Regions from separate parts of the Homo sapiens genome. Here region 1 is linked to region 2. Evidence: chromatin contacts called from ENCODE Hi-C or POLR2A ChIA-PET data. All regions are on one chromosome and are shown on one strand. Each heading gives the region's core, a stretch centred on a gene start or an enhancer-like site at or near the end of the contact. The rest is flanking DNA. Distances are from core to core; before and after follow the strand shown.

Evidence for each region. Hi-C counts contacts between places; a loop is a spot of excess contacts on that map. ChIA-PET counts read pairs that join two places held with the same protein, here RNA polymerase II (POLR2A). Pooled maps may share reads with other maps.
Region 1: a map of OCI-LY7 shows a loop between it and region 2 (2.0-fold over the local background). The contact joins two enhancer-like sites. A Hi-C loop is called at or near these places in 1 of 168 maps with a recorded cell type or tissue (OCI-LY7) and 1 of 50 pooled maps. POLR2A ChIA-PET finds 5 or more read pairs at or near these places in 1 of 52 experiments (OCI-LY7).

What each region holds. Positions count from the first base shown.
Region 1 is chr7:113,139,161-113,146,142 of GRCh38, reverse strand. LOC107986837 reads right to left here. Exons shown (of 4, transcript XM_047421162.1): 3 at 368-480; 4 at 1-103. The coding sequence ends at 17. Among named protein-coding and RNA genes, the nearest start is that of SMIM30, 24 kb to the right of the region's middle. Within about 2 kb of position 3,607, at least 2 of the 41 ENCODE cell types and tissues checked have a DNase peak (open chromatin) inside an H3K27ac peak, as active enhancers do; they include OCI-LY7, where a contact is called at or near this core.
Region 2 is chr7:112,977,689-112,984,380 of GRCh38, reverse strand. It overlaps HRAT17 (heart tissue-associated transcript 17), which reads left to right. Exons shown (of 6, transcript NR_110162.1): 3 at 4,217-4,335. Among named protein-coding and RNA genes, the nearest start is that of HRAT17, 15 kb to the left of the region's middle. Within about 2 kb of position 1,745, at least 3 of the 41 ENCODE cell types and tissues checked have a DNase peak (open chromatin) inside an H3K27ac peak, as active enhancers do; they include OCI-LY7, where a contact is called at or near this core.

The sequences.
Region 1 (6,982 bases), core at 2,358-4,857, 160 kb before region 2:
TTGCCCTGAGACAGGCTCAGGAAACTCCTAAACCAAAGAAGCTACAGTTTTTGATTGAACAGAAACTCTGAGAATGGATTACCTGGGGAAGTGCCAAGCTGCCCTGAAAAAATACAAAATTTATCATCAAGCTATTGTTGGAACATCTCTACCCTTTGGGAAATCATCCTAAAATTGCTTCCAATCCCAGTGGCTGCTGTCTATCTCAGGCCTTCTACTTCCTAATTGCATTCCCATTTTGATCCCTTATGACTAGATCATTGAGTATCCCTATCTCCATCCTATTTCTTAGCCCTTTTCTGAACTTTCTGTTCCCAAGAGGTTGTCCCATGTGTCTTCTTGGTTCAGGTATTGTCTGACCACTCACAGTGAATTGACTTCTCTCCACAGTCTGCTGCTGCCATCTTTCCACAGCCTCCTCGCCACAGTGTCTTAGGAAGCAGTCATTCATCTTCATGGACCATCCCCACCTCATCTCTTCTGTGTAGCAGCAGAAACAAAAAGAAAGAGGATGTTTTGCTATGATTGAGTTTAGTTTGGTTCTTTGGGGTTCTATCCTTGGCCCTCTGCTCAATGAAGGAGTAGTTTCAGATATTTTCCCCTCATCCCAGACAGAACAACAGTTTCTGATTCACTTCATCCTCCCACTGTCTCCGCCACAACCACACAATACCTTTCAACAGTGCCTTCTGCCAAAAAGCTTGGCCACTTCTGCCCTGAGTCCTACAGGTAAAATTAGCATAAGATTCATGTTTTCTTTTGAACTTTGCTTGACTTATTTTTCTAAAGGTTTTCTAAACTCTCTTGCACTTAAACCCATGTTGTAATGCTGTTAAGTCATTAAAGCAAAGTAAAACAAAGAAAACAGCTTCAGGGTACTGCTTTTTAAAATCTTAAAGGATGAAGTCAAAACAAGAATTTCCAGAGTGGCTCTTTGGTGAGGAGGATCTGATGTCTCAAAACATATATACAGTCACTCCCTACCTCACAGAGAGGCATCCCATAATAGCTCTTCCTTGCTGTGTCTTTCCCAGCAGTTGCCTCCCCTGCAATGCTGCCTGCTGCCTTGCTTCTGTTTGACCTTTGGGGAGGTCTCTGCCCTTTTTCTCAGATGCACCTACTTCAGGTTGCCATCTCACAATGACTGAGGTATTTGCTGTCACTCATTCACCCCATGCATCCAGGAAAGTGATTACAATGCAGTTCTCTCTTTGAATAAATAATGTAGATCTGCTGATTTCTGAATTTACTCTGTGTGGAGGTCAGTTCCAGAAACACTCGTTGCTCTCTCTCCAAAGCTTCTTTTCTCAGATATGTGTAAATGATTACTGTTTATTATCTCTCTTAGTGAAGGAAAGAAAGAAAATAATGAAGAAACACATGTATTGATCACAGATCTGAAGCCAAGCAGTGTGTTACGTGTTTGCACATGCATTTTTATTTTTGCAACAGCTGAGTCTCTGATTTGAACACAGTATGATTCCAAAATCCAGATTCTTCCCAATACATCCCACTGCCATGCGCCACACAGAGCAGATGTCCTTTTAAGAAATATGGGAAGAATAAATATGGGATGAGTGGCTGTTGTGCTAAAAAGAATTGTCTGTGACTTCTGTTCCAGTCTCTCACTGACTTTGCCTCACCTAGTCTCTTGTTCATTTGTTTTTTACCTAAATAGTGCAACCAGAGGGAGCTTCCAGGGACAATGTCTGAAATTTCAGCCTTGTACCCCTCTACCTTTTCAAATAAAAGATTTGTAGTATGCAAGACTTTTCATTTAAAGTAAAATTGCTACATAGATGCCTATGCATAGTTGTGATAACAAATAGGAACACCTAGTAGATGCATTAACACAATATGTATTTGGTTTACTAGTGAAAGCATGAACCTCAGTAACTGGGCATTCAGTGGCTTCATTTTTGTAAGAGAGAAGAGAATGAGGAGAAGGAGGAAGTGAAAACTCAAGGCACTAACAAGGGATGGCCATCTTTAGGAGGGCAGACAAGGAAGCACAACCCAGTTAGTAAATCAAGGGTGGAGTTAGCACACTCAAGGAAGGAGGAGGTAGAAAGAGAAACAAAAGGGTACAAACCCAATCTGGGCCTAAGGGACAACCCCACCTAAACTGATTAGGGGAGAAGAGCTAGAAGGAACGATGAGAAACCAGCAAAAAGGAAGAGAAATTTTCCACAATGGCATCTGAGCTTACCTCTATTACAGAATACATACCATTTTCTGTTGAAAATCTGTTTACTTGCCTGCACCCTCCTTTAGATCATCAGTTTTTAGAGGACAAGGACCTTGTTTATTTAATTTGTGCAGGACCAGAGCCTTGTGCACTGTCTGGCATGTAGCAGAGGCTTGATTCATGTTTGATGGATGAATGAATCAAATCATTTTCCTTTCTTTTCTATTTCCTATGCATAACATCTTGGCTATGAGGAACTGGATGTACTTCATATATGATGGCACTTCAGCTGTCTGAACTGTCATCATATATGAAGTACACTCAGTTTTGAGGAATACCCAGGGTTCTTAGAGGTGCCAGGGGTCCTTGAAATATATAAACTGTGTCATTTACAGAAATGCAGCATACACATCCAACTCAGAACTGTAGCAAACACATCTAACGTCTAACAAATATTGGGTTTTTTAAAGTTTTTTTCAAGTTATTATTTGTAATAGGCATTTTATTTATTTTCAGGGGTCTTTATTTATACTTCTTTACATAATTTATTTTTATATAAATCATTTACATCAGACTCTATTCAGGCTTCTATTACATTATACTTCGATATATGTAAGACAGGTTTAGATGAAATATAGCTAATGGTTCCAAAATAGTTCCTGTAGACATGCTATATATTTTAAACTTAATTTAATTTCCTTCTTACGTACCAGAGAAAAAAAAAGTATGAGTTTTTTTTCCAAGCATCTCTCTTTCCTCATTATCAAAGTATTCATACTGAATTATTTTTAAAAGGCAGCATTTAGTATTCAATCAAATAATGAGAATGTGTTCCTTCCCAGTGGTTTAATAATAATTCTTGCATCACCAACCCTGAATATTCATGTTATGGAAATGTGCCCTACTTCTATAGATTTCATCACTGTCAGCTGGTGCCACAGCAGAACACAGGGACAGTCAGTCTTAATACAGTCAAGATTTCAGCAATTACCAAAGTGTCTTCTCTGACTTACCATCAATAATTCAACTTTTGAGGAATATAATGCTGAGACACAGGAGGCTGACCAACAAATATTCTGCTATTCTTTGGAAAACAGCCACCTAGCTGCATAAAATTGTGATGTCATTTGACTGAAGTCCTGCTTCGGCTCTATCTGCATGACATAAAGACAACTGATCTATTCAGGGAAGAAGTAAATCCATCAAGCCAGTTTTGTTTTGTTTTTTCGTCTTTGGTAAATCAAGTTATAGAATATATTTTTTTCTCTTCATTTTGCTGTTAGAACATAGCTTGTCAGTGGTCTGATATTCATCATCCTCATTTCTCAAAACATGTGTTAATCATGCTTTAACCTCGATTTTCTGTTAGTGGTGTGACCTTGGTCTAGTCAGTCCCTCTAAGAGTCAGTTTCCTCATCTGCAAAATGAGGAAGTGGGATTAGGTGGGGGTCAACGAACTTTTTCTGCTCAAGGAGAGATAATAAGTATTTTAGGCTTTGCATGACATATAATCTCTGTTCCAACTACTCAATTCTGCCACTTTAATGTAAAAGCACCCACAGATAATACGTAAATGAATGAGCATTTCTGTGTTCTAATAAAATATTATTTTACAAAAACAGGCAGGTGGCAAGACAGATTTGGCTGCATGCAGTAGCTTGCTGACCTCACTCAAGTCTTTTTCAAGTCTGTGATTCTATATAATAGATACATAAAAAGCACCTAAAGATCAAAAGGCAGAATAAACCTACCAAGTCCCTCAATCATCTAAAATGTAAGGGGCATAGAAATTTCCAATTACAGAATAATTCCTCTAAAAAAGTCAACTAGGCCTAAGTGAACCCAGCTGGTTAACAGATTAACAAAGTTCATTCAACTCTTGCCAGTCAGTGTCTATGTTATTAGTGGCCCTAGCATACACAGATGCCATAAAATTAGGTCCAAGTCTCCAAGCTGTTTGTGTATGAGAAGAGAATATGCACATCAGCTTGCAAGAGTAATAGGATTTCACTCCAGGTTTTTGTTGCCTTGGCATTGAAGAAACTAATCTGCATTAAAAACAACATATTAGGTCACATTGTAGTTTCAAGCTTGCATCTCTGGGTAAAGCACCTATTTTATTTAGTAGCTCAGATGGTAAAAACCCTGAAAGGAAAGGTCATGTATTAATCCTTTTAGATGGTCTGTGAATGTCTACAGTTTCATTCTATTCTGCTACTATGAACTGCATGCACCCAAACACACATGCCATAGTCAGAGAATGCTAACCTGTGGAGACTGAGTAGACAACTGGTGCCGAAAGATGATTCTGTTATATTCAGAACAAGTTTAGACTATTTATGGGGTATAACAATTGCCCAAGAAACATATCCACAGTGACAAAGAATACCAGGATTAAAAAAAAACAAAATGAATGACAGTCTGTTTGGTTTATAGCAGGGCTTCTCAACCTCAGAACCATTGGCATTTGGGCTGGATAATTTTTTGATGTGGAGGACTTCTATGCACTGTAGAATATTTAGCAGCGTCATCGGCCTCTACATACCTAAGTTGTCGGGGTCCCCAACCATTTTGGCACCAAGGATCAGTTTTGTGGAAGACAATTTTTCCAAGGACAGGGGTGGGGGGTGGTTTCAGAATGAAACTGTTTCATCTCAGATGAGACATTAGTTAGATTCTCATAAGGAGCATGCAACCTAGATCCCTCACATGCACAGTTCACAATAGGGTACATAATCAGTCGCTGCTGATCTGCAGGAGGTGGAGTTCAGGCAGTAGTGCTCACTCTCCAGTCGCTTACCTCCTGCTGTATGGCCCAGTTCCTAACAGGCCATAGACCAGTACCAGTCCACGGCCTGGGAGTTGGGGACCCTTGCACTAGATGAAGTAACAGTAACTCCCATTCCCCCTTCCCCTGTCATGACAAACGAAAATGTCTCCAGGCATTGCCAGATGTCCTGGGTTGAGGGAAGGGGAGGGCAAAATTACAGCTAGTTGACAACGTCTAAAGTATAGAAAGTTTAGATATTTAATTGGTCACAAATCATCATCCATACCTCAGAAGTCAAATACTACTCCACACCAAACCTGATATTTACAAATGTGTTATAATGACTTTCCAGGTCCCTTCCAACTAATTCCAACTAATCACAAAACAACAATAAGAAGAAAAGTGGAGCGGGTATTGTCTGGGGAAGAATATTGCTGTCTAAGTCCTTTGTCCTAAACTGTTTCTAACTCTTGTTTAATAGCAATGTTCTGATTTCTAAATTATACACATAGGAGAACCAGACAAGACTCACTATGTCCAACTTCACTCCTAAATTATTGTTCATTATTGCTTGCCTCAGTTACTAGTGAAAAGATCACAGAGCCTTAGGCCATAGCTCAATGTCCTAAAACTCAGTCAGCCTATGTGAACTTCAGCTGTTGAGTTCCTGATCTCAAACTGTTGTTCCAGGACATTGGTCTCTTCATCTACCTTACCTAAACCTCTGCCTGCCTTTCCCAGTTTTCTGAGGGAGTAATGTCTGTACTCCAGACCTACTGCTGGGTCCCTACTACCTGCTATACACTTTCCAGTAAACCATATTCTACTCATTGAGACTTCATTGGGTCATTTCCTTCCTGCTGATATTTTTCCCCATCTGCTCACATATCTGTGTTCCAATTATCCCTGTTCTGTGGGGGTCTCATTGTTGGGTTCTGGGCATAAAATCAATTGCCTACTTATTCATTTTAAAGAAATAGTAATCATAGAAGAAAAAGGAGAGAAGGAACTGTGTGGTTACTTCAAAGGCATCCCATCTTGAAAAGCTTCCTAGTATAACCTGACAACCAGAACTCTATTATTAAAAGAAAAATCATCACAGGATATGCTCTTATGCTATGTTACTATCATATAAGGCTTTTCAACATTCTGAGTCATGCAGAAATTTCTACTGTTCTCTGATATTTTAGACAGAGAGAGCAAAACCAGAAAGATGTCAATCAGGTGATATGATCCATGGAATTGTTCTTCTATGCAAGTTAAAAAAAAAAGTAGACACAATAACAAGTTGAAACTGAACATGAGATTAATTTTAAATCTTACACAAAATCATGTATAACTTCAGCTGGGGAAAATAATGTTAAATCATGTTGAATTACAAATATAGGTATGTATATTCTTATACTCTTCTTTCAGTATCCCAAGGAAAGTTTGTCTATGCATAAAGGTGGCCAGGAAACGTTTATTTAAACACAAAGATAGTTTTTATTTCATCTCTGAGGTCAGGTGGAGAAGAAATTCTGTTTGTTTGACTTATGCTGCATATAATGAGCACCAGTGAAAAATACCTGAATTATAAACACACCAAACTGTGCAGTCTTAACCATGAGACATGCAGGAACTTCAAACACTGGCAGAGAGAAGAGCATGGGCCAGCATCCTGGGTGGGATTCAGGGAATTAGGGTTGGGGCAGACACAGAGGTAGCTCAACCAGCTGAAAGTACAGAGCAGGAGAAGTTAGCTGCTGTACAAATCCCAATGGGAAAGAGGCCTTCCCCAGTGCTCAGAGTGGGGTTACTTCCATAAAGACCTATAGAGTAGAGCTCAGCAGCAGGCAGAAACCACAGTAATGTTATGGTTCAAGGAGGGTCCATCTGATTGGAAGCACATCTCAAGCCAACAACTCAAAGGGCATAGATAGTGAAAGGGACAAGAAGTGTGGGGTTGAGAAGTTCTGTTGAATAGAATGGCTGTCAGGCCTCTGTTGAACATACTGGGTTTCAGTTCAAGGCTTGAGTCCCAG
Region 2 (6,692 bases), core at 496-2,995:
ATAGCTGATTTTCTTTAAAATAATGTTATGGGAAACTTTCATTTTATGGCACTTACTTTCTTTATTAAATATTATATGTCATAGCTCAGATGTAAATCTGATCTACCTTTTTTCACAAGATAGCTCGTGAGAATGCTTGAAAAGCTAAATGTCAGGTTTATGCAGAGCCAAAATTAGCCAAGCATGAATAAAAATCAGAAAAGATATACCACAAATTGATAACAGTGGTTGCCTTTACAGAATGGATTTGGAGTTGGAGAAAGAGGGGGATTATTCTCTTGTGTCATGTATTTTGTTTAAATTAGTTATAATTATCACATATTACTTTTATGATTTAAAAAATTAAGCATTGAAACTTCTGATCAGATGTCAAATAATGCTGCTTCTGAGCTCAAGCAGTTTCTGAGTTAGGGGAACAATATCTACTAATGATCCATAATTTAATTTCCACATCTCCACATACATGAACAAGACTCAGAACTATTGCCAGTTGAGGTATGGGAGGGTGGAGAAAGGGAGGAGTACAGGTAGATGGAATTTTTTGACAATCCATGCATCCAAAAGAGTGAGTGAGGGAAGTTGTGGACAGAATGAACAGACTGTGAATCCAGATTCCCAAACAGGGCTCTGGCCCAAGTAAAATACTTCCTGAATTATTATTATTATTATTTGTACTTCAGTCGTTACACCCCATAAAATTCTACCAAAAAGATTATCCTTTGGTTTACATCTTTCTTAAAATGCAAATACTTCTGGAAAGGGTAAAGTGCTATCCCCTATACACATATTAGTAAATGTTAGTTTAATTTCATGTCCTTATAACAGCCAGCTGAAATTAGCTTCTCTGAGGAGAGAAAAGTCAGACTGTTTGTAACCTTCTTTTCTTTTTTCTGTTGTTGTTGTTTGTTTGTTTGTTTGAGATGGAGTTTCACTCTTGTTGCCCAGGCTGGAGTGCAGTGGCGTGATTTTGGCTCACTGCAACCTCCACCTCCTGGGTTCAAGCAATTCTCCTGCCTCAGCCTCCTGAGTAGCCTGAGTTGGAGGAGATTACAGGCGCCCATCACCACACCCAGCTAATTTTTTGTATTTTTAGTAGAGGCAGGGTTTCATCATGTTGGCCAGGCTGGTCTTGAACTCCTGACCTCAGGTGATCCACCTGCCTCAGCCCCCGAAAGTGCTGGGATTACAGGCGTGAGCTACCATGCCCAGCCCCATTTGAAACCTTCTGATTGGCAACAGAGACCAAAATGCTGAACAGAACAGGATTTGGTACAGCAGAGAGCATGCAACTCTGGGAACTATGGAAAAGGATTCCAGGCATCATAAAGGAAGAAAGGCCAGAAAAGAAGGTGGTGGATACCAAAAATTCTGTGGACTACCTAAAAAAGCACCCAGTAAGAAAGAAAAAAGAAAAGATTTTTTTCTTTTACCTTGTTGCTTTTACCTTTTCTTACTTCTCCTTTCTTCTTTTTTACTTCAAATATTGAAGCAAGTATTAGTACTACAGTTGATTTATATATAATGATCTAAACAAACCAGTCGAAGCATCCCTCTTCCACCCTATCCTCCACCCCCTATGACTTCCCCACCACCTCCCACAGCCTAAACATACATAAAGGTTTTATAATAATAACAAGAATAATGATTTCATAAGAATAATGCACAAAAAAATTTACTTAAGAATCAATGAGATTAAATTATCAGTGTAAAAACTGGAGGGAAAAGAGGAACAGAGAAACTTCATTTCCTGTTAACCAAATGAATTTTAGTCTACCATTGTATTAACTAATGAAAATTACTTTCCACTGGTTTGTATAACTATAGCAAGGAGAGTGCAAACTTGAAAAGATTTCTGGTCTTGCATAACTTTAGGTTCAACTGTACTTAGAGACTGAAATAGGACTAAATGGGGACAGATGATAAACACCATTCAATGAGAAAATAACAATTTTTAACACTAGAAAAATCACTAATTTTACCTGAAAGTTTAATATTCAACATAAAAGTGAAATAGAACCTAATGCCTGCAGATAAAATGGGGTAAGGAGGCGGCAGTGGAGGAAGAAAAACTGATACTAGACAATTACCATGTAATGTCACTTGGCAAAGAGAAAACCAAAGAATGAGTGCTAATGGTAACTTGATATTGCAGTTGGAGGAAAAGAAAATCAGATAGGAAAAATTGGGAGGTATGTGAGCAATTGCTGAAAGAAAGCTATGGGTTAGGAGTATGAAGTTGCTTTTAAAAAGCATCAGAAATTCTCCAAACCTCAATTGCTAAGCATTACTTAACAACTACTTAAGATGGAATAATACTGCTATTTTTAGCATTATCTAGGGAACAGAAAAATAATCTGCCTGGGTTGAAAAATAATTCACAATAAATGGAATGTCTGAAGACAGTGTTTAGGGTGAACCAACCTCTTCATAAAATAGACCAAGATTTCTTTTTATTGGTTTTCATTTGCACGTTTTATTTGGTTATGACAGATTTCAAAAATTATTTGAAGAGTATATCCAAGTGGGTCTTTGAAAATTGTAAGATCTACTCAGTTCTTTATATATATATATATTTTTTATTGTACTTGAAGTTCTAAGGTACATGTGCACAACGTGCAGGTTTGTTACATATGTATACATGTGCCATGTTGGTGTGCTGCACCCATTAACTCGTCATTTACATTAGGTATATCTCCTAATGCTATCCCTCCCCCTCCCCCCACCCCACAACAGGCCCCGGTGTGTGATGTTCCCCTTCCTGTGTCCAAGTGTTCTCATTGTTCTATTCCCACCTATGAGTGAGAACATGCGGTGTTTGGTTTTTTGTCCTTGCAATAGTTTGCTGAGAATGATGGTTTCCAGCTTCTTCCACGTCCCTACAAAGGACATGAACTCATCCTTTTTTATAACTGCTAGTGTTCTATGGTGTATATGTGCCACATTTTCTTAATCCAGTCTATCATTGTTGGACATTTGGATTGGCTCCAAGTCTTTGCTATTGTGAGTAGTGCCACAATAAACATATGTGTGCATGTGTCTTTATAGCAGTGTGATTTATATTCCTTTGGGTATATACCCAGTAATGGGATGGCTGGGTCAAATGGTATTTCTAGTTCTAGATCCCTGAGGAATCGCCACACTGTCTTCCACAATGGTTGAATTAGTTTACAGTCCCACCAACAGTGTAAAAGTGTTGCTATTTCTCCACATCCTCTCCAGCACCTGTTGTTTCCTGACTTTTTAATGATCGCCATTCTAACTGGTGTGAGATGATATCTCATTGTGGTTTTGATTTGCATTTCTCTGATGGCCAGTGATGATGAGCATTTTTTCATGTGTCTGTTGGCTGCATAAATGAATAGACTAAGATTTCAGTGATTGAGTCTCATGGCATGTGATAAAGAGTTAGTGATAAAGATTTAAATGGCACATAACATCATCCCAATTGAATGCATCGGGGGGTCATGATGCTGTGTGGTTAGTAAGATATACTCAGTGTGCCTATAACCCAGATTGGCTTCTGTGCTGGCCTTGTTGTTTGACATTAACCTCAGTAATGTCCACAGTGCTTCCACCCCTCTCTCATCCTCAAAGATCTTCTCACCACTAATATAGCAGCAAAGAGGGATAGTCTCTGCAACTTCAGGCTTTCTTGCTGTCCCCAAAGACAAACACACAGGACTTTTGATTTTAAGGGGATGGCAAAACCAAAATGCATGGGGAAATTACAAAATTTAAGCAGTTTTATGATGTTGTTATGACTATGTTCCCTGATCTGTGGTAGCTGACTTCTGAGTAGTCATTGAAGGAATCACTTCTGATCTCTAAGATTTAGTCTTGAATATGAGTTTTTCAGCTTTCCTTTGTCTATGCCATCCCTAGCCCCAGTCTCTTGGAGTAATAACAACCCCCATTCAAGAGGAATCCTCCTGTAGGCCTGAGGACCCAATTTGTGAAGACAAAGTGTTTGCTTTTTCTTACAATGAGTGACAATCAATATAGCTCACAAGAATGTTTTCTTTGGATCCTTTCCTTACAAGGATTTCTGCTGCCATTTATCACCAATTGAAAAGGAACATATTAGAATATATGCTATTGCAAGATTTGTTGTTAATTTTAAAACACAAAATGGTGAAAATAATTAGATATAGTTAAGTTTAAATTGTCTACACTGTGCTCCAAACTGCAAATTGAATTAAATTAAATTTTGCTTTAGGGTTTGAAATGGAAATTACAAGCGCAATATTACAGAAGTGTGGATTTTAGTTACAATGTCTCTATGAGAAAGTCTAAAAGTTAAACATAAGCAAAACAACAAAAACATCTAAATACCAGGTTAGTTTTCTCTTAATCTCATATTTTTGTTTTAAATGTACACATTTCTGAACTACTTACCAATACTTCTTTTGTCTTTAATTTTTACCTCTTTTAATGTATACCATCAATTTGATTACCATCAATTTGTTTTCATTAGATGATTATCTCATCAAAGTGGGTATGGAAGATGATTGTTTGCGAAAATAGGCTTCTTGAGGGCGGATTTTATGTTTAATGTTTGCTTTTATCCCTAGGAAAAATAAATAAATACCACATGCAGAAAAATCACTTACATGATAATTGTTTATAAAACAATAAAATGCAAATCTAGTGTTTTAAATCCTACCAAGAAGTAGTATGAAATATCAAAATGTTGACTAGAATGTATCCTTTTATAAGAAAGTTCTGCTAGACTTAAATATCTATCCCATACCGGGACTTCATATTTTACAAGTTGAGGTTCTCCCAAAGCTACGCAGCCAACAAGCTTTCATCTTTCATCTTCTATAATGAACACATTATATCCATGGAACCTAGGTCAGAGAAGATTAATGTGTACTGAACAGGGAGGGACAATTCAAGCAGGTACAAGTTTTAAGGTGATTATGATCCATGCTATCCTGAGGGCATGGAAGGAAGAGGAGGTTCCAGGGGCACAAAACCAACTCACTGGGCACGTACAACTCCTCAGATGCTTTATGATACCACTGAGTGCATGAGGGCACACACAGAGGAGCATATACAGAGGGTGCAGTGATGTATGTGCAAGAGCTCATTGGCTGTTGCCATAGAGGCAGCCAGTAATGGCATATAGGGAACAAATAGAAGGACATAAAAAGAGATGACTGTGCCACATATACTGAGAAAGAAACCTGCTAAATCCTCTCCTCTCATTGGTCATCGCTATGGAGACAGCCTTTAAAAGCCCATAGGAGATGGAAATTAGATTCTAGTTTAAACACACACACACACAGACACACACACACACACACGACACACCACACACCCCTTCTAGATGTGAGCATCCACATGAACAATATTTAAAGTCAATTTCATTATCTGTTTTCAGGAGTCATTAATAACATACAGCAAGGAGAATCCCCCTAGATACACAGAAAAATATCGGCATTATTTAATAATGTTGAAAAACATCTTTTTTCCTACCCTGGTATTCATTTCAAAAAATTATCCAATTCATCCAATTTTATCTCTAGGTTATATGTCAGATTCCAATACCACTGGATCCCATTAACAGGTCATCCTTTCAAATAATAAATACAACCCCCTGCTGCACAGAAAGTGCTTAAAGACCTTGAAGCCCTGATGTTTGGCAGGTAGACATTTCAAGTTTTGTCGATTGTTTACACCTTGGATAAATGTTTTTCAGTGAGGCATTAATAACAAGGTTCCCCAGTACCCCATTATGTTAAAAAAAATCCGTTGAGCTTTAACCTGCTGCTCACAAGGCATAAAGGAAATGGTCGTTTCTTAAATTAGCTTTTTCTGTTTCTTTTAACATTATAGTAGTTTGTACCAACTCAATTACCAACATAAGGATCATCTCTTGAATTATTTTCAGTTTTTCATTTGCTCTAACATCCTGCAGTAAGTAGTAGCTAAGCAATCTAAAACTTCGATTTATCCTGGTTTTAAAATAATACATGGCAATATACAACTTGGTCTAAGGAAAATGTATATTGTAGGAAAAACATATTAAAATGATGCCTCTGAGAATATGGAAAGTAGTCCCCACTTTTTATTTACTAGGAAAAGACCCAGCAAATAGAAGAGTCGAATAACTTATGTTTATGTGTTATAAAGAATTTTTTTCTTCCTTGTGTGATACGAATTTGTTAGGTAGTAAACTAGGAAAGAGTATATGTTTGAACTTTCTTGATACTACAGATTGAGGTGGAATTTCACTGTGGCTAGATTCTTTAGGAGATATGAAACAGACATGATAAAGTATACATTTGAAGTGACCTAGAGGTGGGAAGCACAGGTAATTATTACTCTTTGCAAGGACCATTCTAGCTATGAAAAGGAACTGGAGAGAGGGAAGAGAGAGTCACAGGTAGTTCCTGGATTTATTCCTGGAAATTTACTTTTAAAGAACAAATAAGAAATTGTACAACCAAGGAAGGCACATGCTTTTGTTGCAAAAGTCTAACTATCAATAGGGGCCACTAATTGCTATGGAATGTTCTGGGCCACTTTTCTAGCTGAGGGGAAGGATTATGTCTTCTGCTTGAAAAATAGAGAGCTAGAGACAGAAAGGTCAAAATAAAGATAGACTGTCCACCAACCCAATGCAACCAAATATTTAACATAAACCCTTCTGCCCTCCAAAGGTCAGAGCCAAACAAGCTACACTC